Regions from separate parts of the Homo sapiens genome. Here regions 1, 3, 4, 5, 6 and 7 are each linked to region 2. The links are chromatin contacts, found by Hi-C or POLR2A ChIA-PET in ENCODE. All regions are on one chromosome and are shown on one strand. The core of a region is the stretch at or near the end of the contact, and the rest is flanking DNA. Distances in the headings are between cores, read along the strand shown. Region 1 holds the start of IFT57 (intraflagellar transport 57). Region 2 overlaps LOC105374021 (a long non-coding RNA gene). Region 3 holds the start of CIP2A (cellular inhibitor of PP2A). Region 4 holds the start of SENP7 (SUMO specific peptidase 7). Region 5 holds the start of TFG (trafficking from ER to golgi regulator). Region 6 holds the start of BBX (BBX high mobility group box domain containing). Region 7 holds the start of HHLA2 (HHLA2 member of B7 family).

The links. A loop is a pair of places that touch in the nucleus more often than their neighbours do. ChIA-PET counts read pairs that join two places held with the same protein, here RNA polymerase II (POLR2A). Pooled maps may share reads with other maps.
Region 1: a pooled map shows a loop between it and region 2 (6-fold over the local background). The contact joins the promoter of IFT57 here to the enhancer-like site in region 2. A Hi-C loop is called at or near these places in 1 of 37 single-sample maps with no recorded cell type and 2 of 50 pooled maps. POLR2A ChIA-PET finds 5 or more read pairs at or near these places in 1 of 52 experiments (OCI-LY7).
Region 3: a loop to region 2 is called in a map with no recorded cell type, with 11 times the contacts of the local background. The contact joins the promoter of CIP2A here to the enhancer-like site in region 2. A Hi-C loop is called at or near these places in 1 of 37 single-sample maps with no recorded cell type and 3 of 50 pooled maps. POLR2A ChIA-PET finds 5 or more read pairs at or near these places in 1 of 52 experiments (OCI-LY7).
Region 4: a map with no recorded cell type shows a loop between it and region 2 (12-fold over the local background). The contact joins the promoter of SENP7 here to the enhancer-like site in region 2. A Hi-C loop is called at or near these places in 3 of 37 single-sample maps with no recorded cell type and 3 of 50 pooled maps.
Region 5: a pooled map shows a loop between it and region 2 (6-fold over the local background). The contact joins the promoter of TFG here to the enhancer-like site in region 2. A Hi-C loop is called at or near these places in 1 of 168 maps with a recorded cell type or tissue (OCI-LY7), 1 of 37 single-sample maps with no recorded cell type and 2 of 50 pooled maps.
Region 6: a loop to region 2 is called in a map of OCI-LY7, with 17 times the contacts of the local background. The contact joins the promoter of BBX here to the enhancer-like site in region 2. A Hi-C loop is called at or near these places in 1 of 168 maps with a recorded cell type or tissue (OCI-LY7), 7 of 37 single-sample maps with no recorded cell type and 6 of 50 pooled maps.
Region 7: a loop to region 2 is called in a map with no recorded cell type, with 17 times the contacts of the local background. The contact joins the promoter of HHLA2 here to the enhancer-like site in region 2. A Hi-C loop is called at or near these places in 2 of 37 single-sample maps with no recorded cell type and 2 of 50 pooled maps.

What each region holds. Positions count from the first base shown.
Region 1 is chr3:108,221,081-108,223,780 of GRCh38, forward strand. IFT57 (intraflagellar transport 57) reads right to left here and starts at 1,344. Exons shown (of 11, transcript NM_018010.4): 1 at 1,031-1,344. The coding sequence starts at 1,242. LOC124909405 (a long non-coding RNA gene) reads left to right here and starts at 1,525. Exons shown (of 2, transcript XR_007095999.1): 1 at 1,525-1,606; 2 at 1,866-2,700. RefSeq lists an enhancer at 1,063-1,322 and a silencer at 1,258-1,551.
Region 2 is chr3:104,521,440-104,524,139 of GRCh38, forward strand. LOC105374021 (a long non-coding RNA gene) reads right to left here. Exons shown (of 6, transcript XR_007096271.1): 4 at 1,810-1,950; 5 at 1,230-1,356. Among named protein-coding and RNA genes, the nearest start is that of ALCAM, 840 kb to the right of the region's middle. RefSeq lists enhancers at 346-625, 1,122-2,321. Within about 2 kb of position 1,397, at least 5 of the 41 ENCODE cell types and tissues checked have a DNase peak (open chromatin) inside an H3K27ac peak, as active enhancers do; they include OCI-LY7, where a contact is called at or near this core.
Region 3 is chr3:108,587,993-108,590,692 of GRCh38, forward strand. It overlaps CIP2A (cellular inhibitor of PP2A), which reads right to left and starts at 1,446. Exons shown (of 21, transcript NM_020890.3): 1 at 1,282-1,446. The coding sequence starts at 1,383. DZIP3 (DAZ interacting zinc finger protein 3) reads left to right here and starts at 1,730. Exons shown (of 33, transcript NM_014648.4): 1 at 1,730-1,847. RefSeq lists an enhancer at 1,645-1,924.
Region 4 is chr3:101,511,839-101,514,538 of GRCh38, forward strand. SENP7 (SUMO specific peptidase 7) reads right to left here and starts at 1,374. Exons shown (of 24, transcript NM_020654.5): 1 at 1,253-1,374. The coding sequence starts at 1,292.
Region 5 is chr3:100,708,130-100,710,829 of GRCh38, forward strand. It overlaps TFG (trafficking from ER to golgi regulator), which reads left to right and starts at 1,365. Exons shown (of 8, transcript NM_006070.6): 1 at 1,365-1,592. RefSeq lists enhancers at 933-1,824, 1,825-2,700 and a silencer at 1,462-1,691.
Region 6 is chr3:107,521,689-107,524,388 of GRCh38, forward strand. BBX (BBX high mobility group box domain containing) reads left to right here and starts at 1,274. Exons shown (of 18, transcript NM_001142568.3): 1 at 1,274-1,419. RefSeq lists an enhancer at 891-940 and silencers at 1,341-1,650, 1,681-1,770, 1,881-1,950.
Region 7 is chr3:108,295,115-108,297,814 of GRCh38, forward strand. It overlaps HHLA2 (HHLA2 member of B7 family), which reads left to right and starts at 1,434. Exons shown (of 10, transcript NM_001282556.2): 1 at 1,434-1,485.

The DNA.
Region 1 (2,700 bases), core at 94-2,593, 3.7 Mb after region 2:
CTACTTTTTCCTTTATCTTTTCTCCGACCATGGACTAATTTAATATGAACAGTTTATATCAAGCCTACATATCTTTCAATTCAAGTTATTGGAAGACAGCAGTGGAATGAGATTAAAACTATCAAGGGAAATTATTTGAGCCTGGCTGTAGACATTAAGTACTATAGATTCTTAATACTGATTGCCTTTTATGGAATAAAATATACAAATGTAAGTATTAAAGTGAAAGAAAAGCTATAAAACTGATTTATCTGGCTACTGCTAAGCTACAGTGATTTGAGGAGAAGGTCCTAGCTGACCACTACCCTCAGCAAGTAATGGCATTGCTTTCAGGATATGTTGGACTTTTCCCCCACCGGAACAAGGGTAAAACTTTAGGTTCTATGATAGGGGGACAATTCAATAGTTGTCATTCGTCTTTTCCACTTTTCAGTTTCTGAGAGTATGGTTATTACAAAGGCAGAAGTCTTTTAAACCATAGCAAGTAGTTAACAAGTTTACTAACCGCATTTAAAGTGCTCCTTAACAGGATCCTAAGTACCCACGGTCCCCAGTTGTATGAACAGGGTCTTAAACAACAACAAAAAACCCCAAACTAGAAAAAAAGCCTTAAGTGATAATGGCATTCCTCTCTGGAGGCGAATTTTGGACGGTCTTATAATTTTTCTAGACATTTACTTGTGTTTTTCTGAGTTTTCTTCAATGAGTATTTGTTTCATCTTTACAATCAGAAAATATAGTTTGTGTTTTCTGGTAATGCGTGTGTGTTGGAAAAAAACAGGCAAGCTGTCTTCCGATCCTTTCTGCCGTTCCAAAACTTATTTATTCTCTCTACAAAAATACCAAGTCAGGGCTGCGTGAGCTCCACGGACCTCCCGGGAGTTTGGGGTGAAGTGCCCTTCCCTGGCTAGGAAGACGGAGGCAAGGAATTGCTAACCCGCTCTCACGAAACTGGTTCCCAGCAGGACCAAGGAGGGCATCTCCCTGGGGGCTAGCAGGCACCCGGGCGCTCGGGGACGCCGGCACCCACCTGGACGGGGCCTTCAGGTTGCTCTTCCGGAGGAACTCCTCCTCGTAGCGGAGCAGCTTCAGCTTCTCCACCAAGTCCTCCATCACCACGAACATGTGGTAGGCCGCGCCGGGCCCCCGCTCCAAGACCACTTCCCCGGTCCCTTCGCCACGGGACCTAGGCACCCCATCTTCCAAACCCGACGTCGTGACGACGGCCAGAGCAGCAGTCATCGCAGAACGGACAGAGTCCAGCGTGGGCTCAGGCCCACAGACCTCTGCGGCCTAAGCCGCCAGCCCTGCCGCCGCCAGTACAGCCACGACCGGTTACCAGGCGACCACCGGACAATCCGTCACCAGGGAAACTAGACTCCGCCTCCTTCCCTCCAATCAGGGCGGCTTTCCTGAATGACGTCACCTGTGGCCCTCTTCTTGCCCTGCCTCTGTGGAAATGGTGGTCGGGAAGCAGCCCCGCCCCTCATGGAGGCGTGGCGTTCGCGCCCCACTGCCGGCTGCGTCTTCTCCCTCGCTGAAAGTCTGAAGGGAGCCGGCTTACGTTTCTGCTCCGCTTGCCTAGTGAGTCTTGAGCTGGCTTGAGGTGTGTTGGACCTGGTGGTTGCTAAAAGCAATTAAGCGGGCATCTGGGTCAGCTAGTAGCTGTTAAAAAGATTAAAGGGAGGTGAAGACGTGTAGCACTGAAGGCTGCACTGGCTCACTGATACCTTTATTTTCTCAGAATTGAAAAGTTTTTCATAGTTGTAAAGATAGTCAATACCATAGGTTTCACTTTTACTGCAGGAACTTTCCAACGAGAGGTTTCTCTCGTTCTTTCTTTAATTTTATCTTTCTCTCACTAGGCAATGCTGCACTTAACAGTATATTGTAAAGCTTGAAGTACTGTATTACGTTGCCTGGCTGTTACTCCAGTGCTAGGAAAGTGGTTGGAAGGATGAGGAAGACAATGAACAAAAGGAGGCATTTGGAAGGATTTGTTTTACTTCAAAAACAAGAATACTAAGCTTCCATCCTGCTGCTTAATCTGTTTCAAACCCATTACATGTAGTATAAAGTGTTTGGGTACTTCGTTAAATCCAACAGAATAGAGATGGTCTTAAAAGGAATTTCCCTGCCCTAAAGCTCTAAGGGTGGCTAAAGATAGGGTGTTACTACTGTATTCTGCAGTTATTGACCTAGAAAATTTAAGAAAAGGTACATAACTGACCACAGAAATGGCCCAGCTTTACAGTTTTCAAAAGGCTTCTGTATTAGGCAATTTTCTTAACAGTTGCAAAAAATGAGGTAAGTGGTGGATGCCTGGCAGTTTTTGGGAAGAAAACTTAGTACAAGAGATTGAACATATGTTCATGTTTATAACGTGACTTTTAAGGGCTCTCTGATCTCTTGTATCTGCCACTACAAAATATAGAAGGGCTACATTTTTGGACAACTGAAATTTGAAATGTATCTACAATATCCTGTTTTTATTAGAAAAAATGAGAACACTTTTCATTGTAATCCGTCTACAGCTAACTTGTTTCTGATACTAATAAGGTTATCAAAGTGAAAAGTCAGAAGGGCAAATACCATTTTTTCATTAAAGAAAGGAAGTACATAAAATTACAGACTTATGTAGAGAATAACCTGAAGGGCAGCCCACTGAGAATTGCTTTTTAAATAAATAACATTGCTTGC
Region 2 (2,700 bases), core at 147-2,646:
TACTAGAGTTGTATGCATGCATACACTTGAGGCGTTCTTCCCTTATCAGTCAAATGTCCCTAGAAAGTCATATACCAGTTAAACTCTGCCATTTTGCTTCTTAATGTGCATGATTGAGCCAACTCCTCCAAATCCTGACATCTTGTCAGGAAGCTATTGATCACCAGTTTCAGGTGTTTCTGTTTATTCGGAGACTGCCTTTCCCTGGCACTGACTGTGAACAATTATTATTTTAGAGAGACAGTTAACAACTGCCTGATCATCACCTGATGGTCACCTGACATTCCTGGTGTGTGTGTCAGGGAGTTGGGGAAGCCCTTTCCTGCTCTCTTCATGTCTGATTAGCTACCTACCGTAACAAGGGGTGGGGATGTAGGGATCATTAATGAATGTCAAGAGTCATACAGATAGTTTCCAAATCTCCAAATGTGTACCTACTTCATCTGTGACTCAAAACTATTATAATAAGCCCTTTTATGGCTTAAAATCAATAAACACAAGAATTTCATTTCAAAAAGGGTACACGCAACTCCTCCCAATATTTAAAGCTCCTCCCAAAGATAGTGAGGGAAGAGAGAGACCTTCTCATATTGTTTTACATTGTTTCATACTCAGTACCTATTTTAAGAAGAAACAAGGAAGTGAAACCAAAGGCAGGCAGCCCGGCACCAGGCACCAGACCCAAAACCAGACCCGAAACCAGGCCTGGGCCTGCCTAGTAGCTAAAAATCAACTCATGCCTTAGCAACCGATGTTATCCATAGATTCCAGACATTGTATGGAAGAACATTGTGAAACTCTCTGCTCTGTTCTGTTTCACTCTGACTACTGGTGCATGAAGCCCCTGTCATGTACCCCCTAGATTGCTCAAATCAGTCACGACCCTTTCATGTGAAATCTTTAGTGTTGTAAGCCCTTAAAAGGGACAGAAATTGTGCACTTGGGGAGCTCGGATTTTAAGATGGTAGCTTGCCGATGCTCCCAGCTGAATAAAGCCCTTCCTTCTACAACTTGGTGTCTGAGGGGTTTTGTCTGCGGCTTGTCCTGCTACAATAGCTCAAGAAAGCAAAGTTGGGCTGGGCACAGTGGCTCATGCCTGTAATCCCAGCATTTTGGGAGGCCGAGGTGGGTGAATCACGAGGTCAGGAGATCGAGACCATCCTGGCCAACATGGTGAAACCCCGTCTCTACTAAAATACAAAAAATTAGCCAGGCACTGTGGCACGCACCTGTAGTCCCAGCTGCTGCTACTCCAGAGCCTGAGGCAGGGGAATCGCTTGAACCTGGGAGGCAGAGGTTGCAGTGAGCCAAGATCACACCACTATACTCCAGCCTGGCGACAGAGTAGGATTCCACCTAAAAAAAAAAAAGAAGAAGAAGAAGAAGAAAGCAAAGACATTAATTGTTAGGCAATGAAGGCTGAGATAACAAAGGCAATTTTTTTTTGAGAACCTACACATTTGGAAAAACAGACATTTCAGATTCCCAGCCTAGTATATGTCTGGCAAATATGCCCTCCTGGGTAGTGAAGACCAGAAAATAAATTTGGGGATTACAAAGCCAAGTTTCTCAAGACACAAAAACAAGATGAAAGGAGAAGCTTATTATGGTTTTTCTCCTTATACCAAACCACACAAAGGACAGAGACAAGAAAAACAAGGACCATTTTTGGATGTTTAAAGATTAATTATCAATAGGTATAAAACAAGTCCACAAGGGACACAAATTTAAAGAACTAACTTTTAAAAATATTTTCTCTCCTTTAAATTTAGAAAGAAGGAAACACGAAAATGGAGTTTCACCACTCACCTGACTAGTCCTAAGGCAGAAACCCAAGGAGGATTACTGGTAAGAAATTTCTTAACTTTTTCTTTCTTTTTGCTGGCGTCTGTCAGTTTCCGTGGTTTCTGGCTGCAGCCTCGGGTGTGGGCAGAGTGATTTGCTATAATCCTGCCAAAGATACCAAAACTGTAGAGAAGTTCAAATTTTCCCCCGAATGTTGAAGTCTGAGTCTGCTGAAATGAATTGACAATAGACAGATTAACAGGAGAAAAGGGATACAGATTTATCAATGTGCACATGGACACGAGAGGTCTATGAATATGAGATTGAAAGAAGAGCCAAATGACAAAGTTTTTATATTTTATAGAAAGAAATTGAGGCTTGGAGCATGGTGACAGGTTATGGGTGAGAGATGGGGAAAAAAGACTTGGTGACAAAGGCTGTCTTTTTATGCAGTTGAAGCCTCGCAGGTAGCAGCCCTCAGAGTAGACAGTAGTCTTTGGTAAAAGTTTCACTGTCAGGACTTTGTAAGTGTTAACGTTTTCATCTCCTTTTCTTGTGAGTTAATTTTTCCAAGATCCAGATAAGAATACCTTAATAAAAAGCCTCTGCATTTGCTATTTACTTTACTAATGAAAGTTTTCTCTACAGATGCAAATCTCCCCCACAAAGGATAGCTTCCAGAGCCATACTTGTGTCTGCAGTCCTTCTGAATAGCCATTTCAAAATATGCCAGAGAATTATATTTCGAGATGGCATATTTTAATTTTATTCTCTCTATATGATTATTAATCACTTTTTATGTTTAAAAAATGAAAAGCAACATAACAAGATTGTAAGTAAATACATTTTAAAATCTTTTGGAATACAAAAACTTATAACTCAACTTTAAAAAAATTAATTTAAATTCATAAAATT
Region 3 (2,700 bases), core at 196-2,695, 4.1 Mb after region 2:
GTCTCAAACTCCCGACCTCAGGTGATCCGCTCGCCTCGGCCTCCCAAAGTGCTGGGATTACAGGTGTAAGCCCCTGTGCCTTAAATCTCTTTCAGTGCACAACCTTCCTGTTTATTCAAAGAAAGGTAATGCTTCAGAATAGCATACAAAATGCTTAACTCCCGATTTTTAAATTAAACGGACTGCCCTGCTTATTCTGCGGCTTCTGGAGCCTATGCTAATTCAGAAGCAAAGCCTTAAGCATTTAACAGCTAACACCTTAATTATTAGGTTTGCAGGCACTTCTTAAAATAAAGAATGAAAAAGAGAAAACAAATGTACTTAGGAGATGGGCACTTGAAGTAGGGAAAAGAGGAGCACCAGTGAAGCTCAAGATAAGACAGACACATTTAATACAACAGCAGCTTCACTAACAGCTGCTGTTGCTCTACTACTGGAAATCATTTTTTTCCTGTAATATTTTACAAATTTTTGGCACATTAGTCTTTTATCATAGGGTTAATATAATACAATATATTTTAAAATTATGTTCAATTCTACCTTAACAGAGGAAAGCTGTGACACAGAGAGTTAAAATAAGCCTTAATTGAGCTTTAAAAAAATTAAACTGAGGTCAATGTTAGTTTGAATTCCGTAAATGCAAAACAAATGAAAGCAGAAGATTAAGATCCTAAAACAAACGGAATCGTCTGGACACATATCACTAGAATAGAAAAAAAGGCAATTCAGCATTCTAAGATTAAAAAACTGTAAGCAATGTATTTTGGTAAAGAAAAAGGATTACGCTTACTAGGAAGGGGAAGTGCTTCTTAATGTTGAAATAATGTTTTTCAAGTTTGAGTTCAACCCGAGTTCAAGTAAGAGCAGTAAGCAACAAATTCAATTATAGATTACCGAAGGGCAAAACCAAGTTTTAATCATGACTTTCCGTCACTGAGAATAGTTGTGTATTGAGGGCTTGGTTTCGTAGAAAAACCAAAACTAGAAGCAAAGGAAAAGATAAAGTTCCGAGCTTTTTCCGTTACCTACTCGAAACAACCTGAACTTCCCAACCTTTTGCCCCACTCCCGCTTTTCCTAGAGCCTTCAGTGAGCGCTCTTGCCTCTCGCTGCGGCCAGCGGAACCCCGACACTCACTAGCCTTTACCAGTACGAAAAGACAACAGAGGGATCGAAGGACTGTCCTTTCTTTCCCAGGCTGGGGCCGCCACTCCTCGGCCTCACTGTGAAATAAGAATTGCTAGGGGAAGCCCCATCTGTCCTCTACCCCAGAGCCTCTCACCTCCAAGTGCCGCAAAAGCTGAGTGGCGTTCGCCTCTGACTTCACGGCTTTGTACTGACTGACAGTCAGGAGCAAGGACTTCAAGCAGGCAGTGGAGTCCATTGCACCGGCCGCGGCCCGGCTTAGGGACCACCACCGCCCAGCGTGCGCCGGCCTTTAGCTTTCGCCGCGCTTTTTTTGATTTTCGGCCCCACCCCCTCGCTCTCAGAAGCTTCCGGATCCGGTCGGGCTCCGGAAGTCCCTAGGCACCCTAGGGGACCGTTCTCGGTGACGGCCGGGGTGGGCCAGGGGTCGAGGTGATTTGTGGGTCCAGGACGGGGGTTGGGAGCTGCCCCCGCTAACCCACCCTCGTCTGAGAGGCCGCGAGGTTTCGGCCTGAGATCCCGTGAAGGCGAGAAATCTCGCGATTTCTCGGGAGAGGAATCGGTTAGGAGAAGGGGGATTCCTCACTCAGCTGTGCGCTCTGATTTCGTGCGCTTCCTCGTCCTTCATGTTGGATGGCCAGTTTTTCGTTTGTGCGTCATCCTCTACCTGAGAAATGGTCGCTTGCCCCTAGTCTAGACACGGTGAGGAGCTCTGAGGAGAAGAATCTTGGGCCCTAGATTTTGAGGCGGCCTGGGAGGGGCCTCGTTTTTAAATCTCTCCTACACCCGCCCCTTCTGCCCGGGGATGGTAGTTTCTCAGAGTCAACCTATTGGCATTATGTGGCAAATTAGTCATGCCCTGACCAAAGTATTTGTCACATTTATTCGAGAAGACTACCTCCTGCTGACCCTGGGCCAGGTATTGCTCCGGAGGGTGTTACTCGTTAGCGTCAGTTTTTGTAAGTGAAGGTGTCTGTTTCTCTCTGGCATGATTGATTGTTTTATAATTCTCGATGTCTACGAAAATGGCACTATTATTTGCGTTTTTTAAATCGGAGATAGCTTAATATTATTGCATGTGTATGTAATGAAGCGAGTCAGTTACTGGTTTTGGAGCTTTTTGCTTAATATTTCCTAACGTCGAATAAAGCTTTAAAAACCAGGATGTAGAAATTGTAAGAATAGGGTACATTTCCATTTAATTAAATCGTTTATCAGAAATCATGTTTTTTCACTTCAAAAGAATTTTTTTGAATTACTAGATTTTTGAAGACAGGTTTGGTGTTTTGGTTTTGTTTTTTATAAAAGTTTAAATCTGAAAGATAAAAATGATTTAACCAGTTGGGACATTCATGTAAAAATCTTTGGGTAGCTTGTGTGTTCATTTATGCTTTCATTCATTCCGTAAACAATTATAGAGCGTGTAACATGGGTTAGAAACTGCCAGTCAGGGAACAGAGATGAAGTAGTATCCCCTGCTGCGAGGGAACTGTCTAGTAAGGGAAACATACAAAATAGTACTTTTGAAATTCACCACATAAATGAGAGGCACCAT
Region 4 (2,700 bases), core at 124-2,623, 3.0 Mb before region 2:
ATACAGAGTCTCGCTCTGTTGCCCAGGCTGGAGTGCAGTGGTGCGATCTCGGCTCACTGCAAGCTCCGCCTCCCGGGTTCACGCCATTCTCCTGCCTCAGCCTCCTGAGTAGCTGGGACTACAGGCGCCCGCCACCACGCCCGGCTAATTTTTTGCATTTTTTAGTAGAGACGGGGTTTCACAATGTTAGCCAGGATGGTCTCGATCTCCTGACTTTGTGATCCGACCGCCTCGGCCTCCCAAGGTGTTGGCATTACAGGCGTGAGCCACCGCGCCCGGCCAATAAATCTGTAATTGTTAACTGTCTCTGCAGAAACCAACGGTACCATCAGAAACAGAAAAATGAAATGAAATAATTGATTCATTGGGCGTTCGTTTGTGTACTGGACTGTAAGCATATGAGTCCTCGTCCTCTCCTCCTACCATCCATAGGACTTAACACAAGGACTTGAGGACCCCCTAATGGATGAAATGTTTGATAAAAACTTCTCAACTGGGAGGAGCTCTACCTCACGTTTTTATAACTCCACTTTCTTGTTTCCAAGACGTTGTACACAAAACTGAAGATAGTCATTTAAAACAAAGTAACGTCCAAAACAAAAAATATGCTGAAAATAAAAACACAACGAAAGCACGGCTTCAAATCCTTTGTTTGACTTTCCAATCACTTTTGGAAGACGCAGGGTAGGCTGGAAAAGAAAAAGGCTATTAGGCGGGCCTGTTCAGCAGAACGAGACCCGGAGAGGCATTGTATCAAAGAAAAGGAGTCTCCGGTCGCAAGCCCCACCTTTCCTCCCCAGCAGCAGCTACCTGCTGAGGGAAAGAGGAGGGAGAGGGGAAGGGACGCAAAGTCGAGAATCAAAGGAAGAGAGGAAAGTGGGGTCAGGCGCTGAGAAGCCGAAATGAAATTGGAACATTGGTGGAATTACGAGGAAGGCGTGGCAGAGAGTGACAAGCCAACCGGGAAGATCCATGGGCCGATGAGACGCAAGGAGGGTGTTCGCGGGAGGAGGGAAAAAATAAAAGGGGTTTTGAGGTGAAGAGCGCCCGAGGCTTCGATGACAGCTCGGACCGGGTCTTCGACTCCAGGGGCGGGGGCGACCCGGGAGCCTTCCATTGTGCGCGCCCCTTCCTCTCCCCGCCCCCGCCCTCGCCCCCGCGGCTTCGGGCCGCAACCCCAGCTGCCGCCTGCGCCTCCCGTTTCCCCCGGGTAGGAGACAATATGTTCAGCCCTTCTCTGACCCTTTCTCACCGGATGAAGATGGCCGTCGCCCGAGCTTTCTCTTGTCCATCTTCTCCCGCTGCTGAAATTTCAGTTGCAGGCGCTGTCACCTCAGGACCCCTCCGGCTTGGAGAGGGAGGGGGAGGGGAAAGGAAAAAAAAAAAAAAAAAAAAAAAAAAAAAAAAGCCCGCAAAGTGCGAAGCGCGCTTGCGCAAGAGCCGTCGCCTGCCCTTCGACCGGAAATCAGCCGCCCCTCCCACCTTCGACCGGAAATCACTTCCTGGGACTTTTCACTGTGGGCTGCCTCTTCCAGCGTTTTTTTGGTGGCGTTTATTTCATGATCTGAGCCCCTCTGGGGAGGTGAACCACCTGGGTGCTCGATTTTAGCTTTGTTGACTTTGAAGATTAGATTGACAAAAATTAAAAGGGAAAAACAGGAACTCCTCCGGTTCACTGGATCTCGCGAGGTGGCCAAACAACTATGAAAACAAAACGTTAGCGTTTGCAGTATTACATCCCTCACAGCCTCTCTTACATATTTGCCCCCAACGCCTTTCCTCGAACTCAGAAACCAAAAGATTTTAAGATGGCAAAATCACCTAATAATAGCCTAGCTATTAGTTTAGCATTTGCTGTGGAAATATGTCAGCAGACGAGGAAAAATGTCTTAGGATTCCTTTTTAAAATTCGAACTTGTGATTTTTAAAGTTCCTTAAAAGAAAAGCTAGAACTTAATTTTTCAATAACTGAAATGCTGATATGACAGAAAGTGGGTGGCTATAAACTTGGAATTTGTTCAATTAACATTTACCACGATACTTAAGGGACTAATCCAGTCCTCAATGAACTCAAGGTCTGGTACTATTAGCCTGATTATCCCTAATGGTGCATATCTGAATAATTTTTAAATGCACGTGTAAGCTTTCATGACGATTTAATCACAAGTTTAACAAAATTCAGCACAGTGCTCTAAGCAGGGAAAATGTTTCTGGCATGTTCAAAGCCCGAAGGGACTCTGGAAGTAGGGTTTGATTCCCAAGCTGGCCCCTTTATACCCCTAACGCCTATCCCTCCAACCCCCATCTCCCATCCTAACGGAGTCAATAAAGGGATCGGCCCAACTCGTCCACTAGAGCAGTCCCCTTCATCGTGAGTTAAGCCTTCTTAATTATAATGTGGTCAGTCCCCAGGTAGAGGTAAGGCCCCAGGTGTTGTGGGGTGTTGGGCCTGGGGAAGTGTTCTACATGGCAGGAATGACTGCAAAGCAGAAATACTTTAAGTCTTGCTGGGATTGAAGTTTACTGTAAGGATTTCGTTTTATTTGGTTAATTTCTGTTTAACAAAAACATTGCTTTCTGAAAAATAATTGAATTTTCAGTTTCCTCACAAATTAACTTTTTTTTTTTTTTGAGACGGAGTCTCGCTCTGTCGCCCAGGCTGGAGTGCAGTGGCACAATCTCGGCTCGCTGCAAGCTTCA
Region 5 (2,700 bases), core at 115-2,614, 3.8 Mb before region 2:
TAACAGACAAGATTGAAAACCTAACTTAGAAGTATGCGTCTCTTACAATAAGCGAGTCTTGGCCAATTCCAGCCGCCACACTTCAATCACTCATAGACTGCTAAGTGTTCAAATAAGGCCAACGCCAACCTGTAACCAATCCAGCTGTTTCTGTACTTCACTGCCAATTTCTGTACCTCATTTCCCTTTTTTTGTCTATAAATCTTCCACCACGTGGCTCTGCTGGAGTCTCTTAATCTGCTGTGATTCTGGGGGCTGCCCAATTCGTGAAATCGTTCACTGCTCAATTAAACTCCTTTAAATTTAATTCAGCTTAAGTTTTTCTTTTATAACTGGTAAACAACTGGAGACCAGGTAGGGTCTAAATGCTTTATTTATCAGCTTAGTCTCCACCTTAGAAGTGACAAACATTCTCCGTTTGGCCAAACTTCGGGCTCCTGGGCCTTCTCCTAGGACCATCTGTGCATCTTCTTGTAAAACTCAGTTTCAGCAAAGAACCTTGTTAAGGCAGTGTAGTGAGAATCCCTCACCCTTGATGGGGTTCCTCATCCTCCACCACCCCCAGGTGATGTCTGCTATCCTGGCCTATCTTCGTCTAGAATCCTGTTGTGTTGGTTTAGCCAGAATCTCCCTTGCCCCTGATATTTCCTCTTAGTAATTTTCCATCCACTGACCGACTTCCACCCCTTGGCTATAAATTCCTACTTACTCATACTGTATTTCTATTTGAACAGGTAAGGGAGAAGGGAAGAGTACGTAGGACACACTCAAATGCCTTATCCTCTAAAAATCACTCAGGAATCTTTAGCCTTAATTTCCCAGCTTTTGTCCTTTACACAGTTACAGATTTTCCTTGCTCATAAACGCTGTAGGTCTTCCCTGCTTAATTGGAAACTCCTTGCTCACAAAATGATTCACCCCCATTCCTAGAACCGGGCTTGGCAAAGCATAGGCTCCCAATAATGAATGAATGGATTTATAGAAGAAAAGGTTTTTTCTTTTTCAGCTGTTACTACAATGGTCAACAATAACGACAAAAACCACTTAAAGTTGGACAGACGTCTACTGCAACCAACTCTCAAAAAGTTTAGAACAGCGCACTACGCCCCGCCCATTGGCGAGAAACGGAAATACCCGCTTTCGAGAAAACCGGAAGTGCGTGGTCACGCCCCGCGCATGCGTGCATCGGGGCAGCTCACGCTTCCTAAATCCCGTCATCCAGTGAGAAAGCAGGGACTCTTCGGCCTAGGCAGCCGGGACCCAGCCAGCCCTGCGCCTCGCGCCGTCGCGCATGCGTCCTGGGTATGTCCACGCGCAATAAGGAGGGGCGAAAGGACATTTTTTTTTTTCTTGCTCCCGCCTCTGTTCTTCCCCCACCTGCCACGTACAGAGCCCAAGTTCTCGCTAGGCTTGTTGGGTCAGCGCGATTGGCCGGGGCCCGCGCGAGCCTGCGAGCGAGGTGCGGCGGTCGCGAAGGGCAACCGAGGGGGCCGTGACCACCGCCTCCCCGCGACGCCCCAGTCCAGTGGCCTCGCGTCCGCCCATTCAGCGGAGACCTGCGGAGAGGCGGCGGCCGCGGCCTCCGCAAGCCGGTATGGCCACTGGAGACGGGGGTTGCGGGCGCTCTGTCCGAGGAGGCCGGGAGACTAGGAGGCGCTGGGAGGGCCTCGTTCGAACCGCGCGGCAGCTGGGGTCGGAGGCACTGTGGGAAGGGGCTGGAGGGAGGAGGGGGTGGGAGGGAGGAGGGGGTGGGAGGGAGGACGAGGCCGGGGGGGAGGGCGGGCGGGGCCTTGCATGGGGGGAGGGGAAGGGAGGTCGCGGAGGGGGAGGGGAGAGAGGCAACCCCTGGCTGCGGTGGCCAGGAGGCGCGCCTGGGGGGCTCCGGGAGGGGAGTGCGCCAGCTAATGCCTTGGTGCAGCCTGCCTCCAAGCGTTTGGATTGAGAGGAGAGGGGCTTTGGGAGGTTTGGGGCGGCCGGCGCCCAATACCCGAAGGAGCTCGGAAGGGTGTGGAGTGGCGCCTACGGGAATAAGTTGATTGGGGTCATAGAATCGGAGCCTAGTTCCTTGGCTAAGTCAGCGCTTAATCAAGCGCCGGCTGGAGGCCCAGCCTGGTTTATAGTGATGATTCTAGCTAACTTTAAGAGTTTGCTTTGCTGGACACTACAGTAAGTATTTTGGATGCACTGTCTCATTTAATCATCACAAGGATTCCTCCAAATTCAGATATGGTTGTTTTCATTTCGAATGTGATGAAAGTGAGCCTTGGAGGACTTAAGATCACATAGCTAGTAGTGAGAATCTTTACCGTCTTGCTGCACTGCCTTTGAGGCAGGGTTTGAGGCCTCTTGGCATTCTTTAGAATAATTACAGGTTGACTTGGCTTAGTATTTCTTGAAGGAAACTGCTCCCCTCAGGAGGTGCTTAAGCCACAGCCTCTGAAATTGAGCAGGGTCTTACCCTTAGAGGTAGTAGAACCAGAAGTTTGTCCGCCGAACCTAGAACCTGGTTCAGGAGGCAGGCTTTTTATATGACCTTGGGCGTGTCAGATTATTCCCAGTGCTGAGAAAAGTGTACCTGGTAGAGGGTTATATTATACAAGTTAGAAGCCGAGTCATTTCTGGACTTCAGAGGGGGCGGGGCAAGGACAAGATGGGAGAAGAGCTTGTCGTAGGGCTCCTACTGGCAGTTCTAGGAACTAG
Region 6 (2,700 bases), core at 24-2,523, 3.0 Mb after region 2:
AGTTGGGTTTTCTTTAAGTTTTAAAGCTACTTACCTAGGCCATAAAATCGTAGTGTTTATGTAATCTCCAAAATGTTTGTATTTGAGAATAATTCACCAACTCTTAAAACGGAAGGAACCCTAAGAAAACATCTAGGCCTAAGATAATGCCTGACACATAGTAGATGCTGAATAAACATTTAATTGAGGGAATCTGGAAAAGCTTCTTATTTTAATCTTAAAAATCAAAACCAAGTCTGAGCATTGGAGAGGTTAAGTAACTTGCTCAAGATTGCTCAGCTGGTTAAAGAGTTTAATCTACAATTTATTCCTTCTAATTTCCAGCTTTGACTTCTTTCCACCAACCTGTTGACTTATGTGTATTGAACTGTCTCATATAATCTTCTGAAGTTGCATTGTTGAAAAACAATCAGAAAGACCAGTCCTGAGGTTCATCATCTCCAAAAGTCATGCAACATATGATGTTCACATGAGATGTGAAATATGTAAAGAGTCATATATTTTTATATATAATATGCAAAATATAAATCATGTATATATTGAATCAAAGGTCTGTTTTGAAGGCTAAGGGTCAATAGCCAATCTTCCATGACTTATTTTACCTAACAGCACAGTTTGCATGTCCACACAGGTGATGGCAGTCCACTGACCAGTTAAAAGTTGTTTGGCTATTTCAGCAAAATGTTTATCTTTGTGTGTTGTTATATTGATTTTTTTGAATCTACCTACGAATGAGGCACTAACAACCTCAATGCATTAGAGTCCTGATAAACTTATCTTGCACTATTTTGGCCTATGTGATAGCTAACCCATTGACAAAAGAAATCCAAGGTGATAAAAGCCTTTCTTGGCCACTTGTTAGCCGGGTCAGGCTGTAAAATCGTAACACAATGCAGGCCTCTTCCATGGGGCACCAAAAGGCAGCGATGAAAAACCCCCCTCACTTCCATATCCAGTGGAGTTGTAGTTTATTACCATAACCCTCCCAAGTCAAAAGGACACCAGTTTCAAGCCTTGCAACTTGGTGCAGACAGGGGTTTTCCCCTTTACCCCACTCTGCTGGGCCTCTTTACCTGTCCTCTCCTACTGTCTACAGGTCCCGAACATTAGAAAATAGAAAATGTGATGATCTTTGTGTGTCTCTGTAAAATGTGTGTATGTGTGCGTGTGTTTGGGTGTAACGGGCCTCTTGTTTGGCTGCGCGGCCTGTCCGTCACTGCGCGGGCCAATGGCAGGCTGCCTTATATAAAATGAGTGTTTTCAGTCTCTCCGGGTTGCATGTACTGTATGTGGAGCAGTGTACAGTGAAGCGGAGGCAGAGCGGCTCCGCGAGCTTCTCTCCACTTTCCCATAGAGAAACCCTGACTGGCCGCTGAGGGCTAGCTACACACACGCCCTCACGCCCGGCGAGCCCGCGAGGTAGGCGCCCCCCATCCCCAGCCCTCCCTGGGCGCACTCCCCTCACTTTCTGTTTTCCTACTCACTTGCGAGCCGCCGGGCTGCAGCCCCAAGGACTCCGCGGCAGGAGCAGCGGCGGCGGCGGCGGCGGCGGCGGCGGCAGCCGGTAGGGTGGACTTGAGGAAGACGGAGGGAACCCCGCGCGTCCGGAGCCGCCGCCAGCCGGCCCGCTCCCTGGGCACTTTCCCCCTCCGCCAAAACTTTGGGTCGGGAGAGGTCGGGGGCGAGGGTCGCGGCGGCCGCGCCGGCTGGGGCCGGGGGGCGGGGGGCGCTGAGGCAGTGCCCTGCGAGCGGGAGGCTGGGGGCCGGGCTGGGGAGTAGTAGGCCAGCCGGTGCCAGGCTGCGTTTGCAACCAGCACCTCTCGGCACACAGGCAGCGCCGCCTGAGAGGGGCACGGGCGCCGGGGCGCGGGCTGGAGCGGCCCCAGGAAAACAACAACAGAGCCCTCACGCCGGCGGGCGGCTCGTGGCCGCCCGGGGAGCCCCAAACTTCATCTCGGCGAAAGTACGTGGAGCCCTGCCTGGTCTCGGCTGCCGGGGAGGTGGGGCCTGGGGAGCAGGGGCAGTGGAGGAAGGTACGAGGAGCCAGCCTTCGGTGGATTTATTGAACGTTTCGTCTGCGTTGGTGACCGGGAACAGCAGCCCAGTTGCTCGTTCATCTGGAGAGTTGGGATTTGGGTGTTCCGGCCCCGCAGATCAGTGCCCTCTCACCCCCCACCCCTACCCAAATGCGCGGCGAGTAGAGAAAGTGCTGTTTTAGTGCCAGAGTAGCCTGGAGGAAGAATAGGGGGAGAGGGGGAAGAGGGCGAGGGAGAAGGGGAGAGAGAAGAGGGAGGGAAGGGGGGGGAGAGAGGGAGACAGAGAGAGAGGGAGAGAGAGAACGGGAGGGAAGAGAGGAGGGGGAAGAGGAGGAGGGAGGCTGTGTCAGGATTTTGCTTGAATGTGGGATTATGTTGTGTCAATAAGTTTAAGGTGGAGAGAGCGAGGCTGAGGGTGGTGGTGGAGGGGAGGAGGAAGGCCTTGGCCGTTTAAAGTCTTATTTCTGAAGGTAAGTTACGGCTTTGCCTGGTCGCGATGACAGAAAACTTGCAGATCCTTTATCCGGGGATGGGGTCGATGCCTCTAGAAAGAGCTCCCTAGCCCTCTTAAGCCACACTCGTGTTACACTGTTATTTGCTGCGATCCGGGTCGCTAGTAAATTACAGAAATCAGACTCGAGGTTTCTTTTCCTCCTCCACCTCG
Region 7 (2,700 bases), core at 184-2,683, 3.8 Mb after region 2:
GCTTTATAGCCTTTGGACATTACTGACCACATCAACTTTAACCTCCTGCCACACATGCACACTCAGGGGAGAGGGCAAGGTACATTTGGGGAACTCCCCCTCCTCTTCCCCATCTCTTCCTTGACTTCCTTCTTCTCTAGTCAGAGTCATCCATAGTGAGCCTTCTGCTGCCCACTGGAAACTGGGTTGAAAGTCCCAGCTACTCGGGAGGCTGAGGCAGGAGAATGGCGTGAACCTGGGAGACAGAGCTTGCAGTTAGCCGAGATCGTGCCACTGCACTCCAGCCTGGGCGACAGAAAGAGACTCTGTCTCAAAAAAAAAAAAAAAAAAAAAAACGAAAAACAAAAACAAACAAAAAAGAAAACGTTGGCGTGGGTGACTTTGGGGATTCTAGGAAGAGCCCTGGCGCTTTCAACCCAGTTTCCAGTGGGCAGCAGAAGGCTCACTATGGATGACTCTGACTAGAGAAGAAGGAAGTCAAGGAAGAGATGGGGAAGAGGAGGGGGAGTTCCCCAAATGTACTTTGCCCTCTCCCCTGAGTGTGCATGTGTGGCAGGAGGTTAACGTTGATGTGGTGAGTAATGCCGAAAGGCTATAAAGCTAGACAGGGCCCTATGATTATATGATCAGGGGATTTGTGTGCTGTGCCAAGGCTTGGATGGCATCCTTTGTTCCAGACAGAAGGGTCCTGTTTATTGTCCTCCTAAGGTAATTTTTGTTCACTTTGTAACTTTTGCTCCCATGCACTCAGCAAACAGATATTGACCAGCTACTATGTGCTAGTAAGTAAGTGGTAGTTGTTTGGGATACAATAGTGAGTAAAGCATGACTCTTAGCATCTGTTGTATGTGCATGCATGCCATGCATGTGACACTGAGGGAGAGAGAGATTAAATGATATGACAGCATAGAGGCTGGGCACTGCCCAACTTTCCATGTGGAATTCAGAGAGGTCTTTATTTCTCTGAAGTTGAGTTTAAGCTTGGGTGTTCTAGCGACCAGAACTGTAATGGGAATTGTAGGTGCAGATGAACTTTGTGTAGGGTTATGGTTCTTTCTCACAGAACTATTGGCACCCACTGCAACCAGCTACACAATTTTCTTTACAACTCTGCAGCAAGCTAGACAGGTCACAGGCAGTCCAACCTCAGGAGGTTGCCTGTATCATGTTGATGGTGAAGCTGACACCATAGCATGGAAACCAGAGTCCACTGCTCCCACAGCTCAATGCTTAGCTGTTTCAATATGTTGTCTGAAACTGCATCTTCTAATTCCTGGACTTTTCAGATCTGTACTGACTCAGATCTGGGTGGGGCTTAGTTTGAAGGAGGGAGTCCTTGGTGATGATGTGATTTCCTTGGTCTGTCATAGGTAGCAAATCAAACGTACCTTGGACTTTACTCTCTGAGAAACTCATAGCTGAATTCAATGTTTATTCTTATGGACTACTTAGCATTTGACTAGACGGTATGAATTTCTAAGTAAGGTAAGGATTTCTTTCTAAGTTGTTTATACCTAGAACTTAAAAGTGGGCATGAATAAATCAAATATGGGTGGTTTTTAGTTGACACTTTATTTTCCCGTTAGGAAAAAATTAGTGACTGATCTTTTAAATTGATTTAGTGCATATACTATGTATTGTGCATATGCACCAAACAAATACTTAGTAAAAGGTTGTCTTGAAGGAACATGCTGATATATTTCAAATAAAAGAACTTAGCAAAAATGAGGAAAATACCTAACATTCTGGTAAGACAGTGAAAGAGGGATGAGCAATGTTTGTTTTGAAAATTATCTGCGAACTTTAAAAAAATCTCTAAGAGTGTATTCTTACTTGTAATTGTTCATCTAGTTACACTACAGAGTTTTATTAGCTGCTCCAAGATGCACTGCGTTCCATTCTGTGGTGGAAACAAAAGGACCGTAGTAGTGGTTATCTAGCAGAAGAATCGTGATCTTTGAATTCTAATACAAGAAACTTAGAAGTCTCCTAGATATTTCCACTGTCTCAGGGAAGAATCATTAAGTTTATGTCATTTTTTAATAACTAAAACAAGATTCAAAAAGTTAAGATTCAATTCTCATTGGGTTTCTATTGTTTGGGACTTTGGATAATAGAAAAAAATATGAACAGGTAATTTAGGTTTTTTTGTGTTACTGGTACCTGACAAAACAAACTTGAGCTTCCCATTTCCTAGAAACTTGGAGGAAATAATTTCTGTCCAGAATGGCAAATTGGTGTCATATCCCATTATAAGCATATTTTAATCAAAAGATGCAATAAAGTGTAGTGGTCAAGATCATAGTCTCTAGAGTCAAGTAATCCTTGGTGCATTTACCTGCTTCATCATTAACCAGTTGTATATTTTTCTCAGAGCCAGTTTCCTAATCTGTAAAATGGGGGTAGACTAGTATTGCTGTGAAGATTAAATGAAATTTATTAAAGTGCTTAGCAAAGTGCCTGGTATGTAGAAAGTGTTTAATAAATATTATTATTTCAGAATATAGATGTAAAAGACAAATGATTTCCTATATAATCATATTGAGTAGCCTGAAAGTTTGGTGGCTCTTAAATAAATCCATGAATGAAGGCTCTGCCTACTTTTGGCGTGTGGCCCACCAGCATGTTCTATCAGTTGGCCTGAGCTGGGAAAGAAACCAATTCCTGTGTTGAGTTTTCCTCCAGGTGCTTAAAATAGAC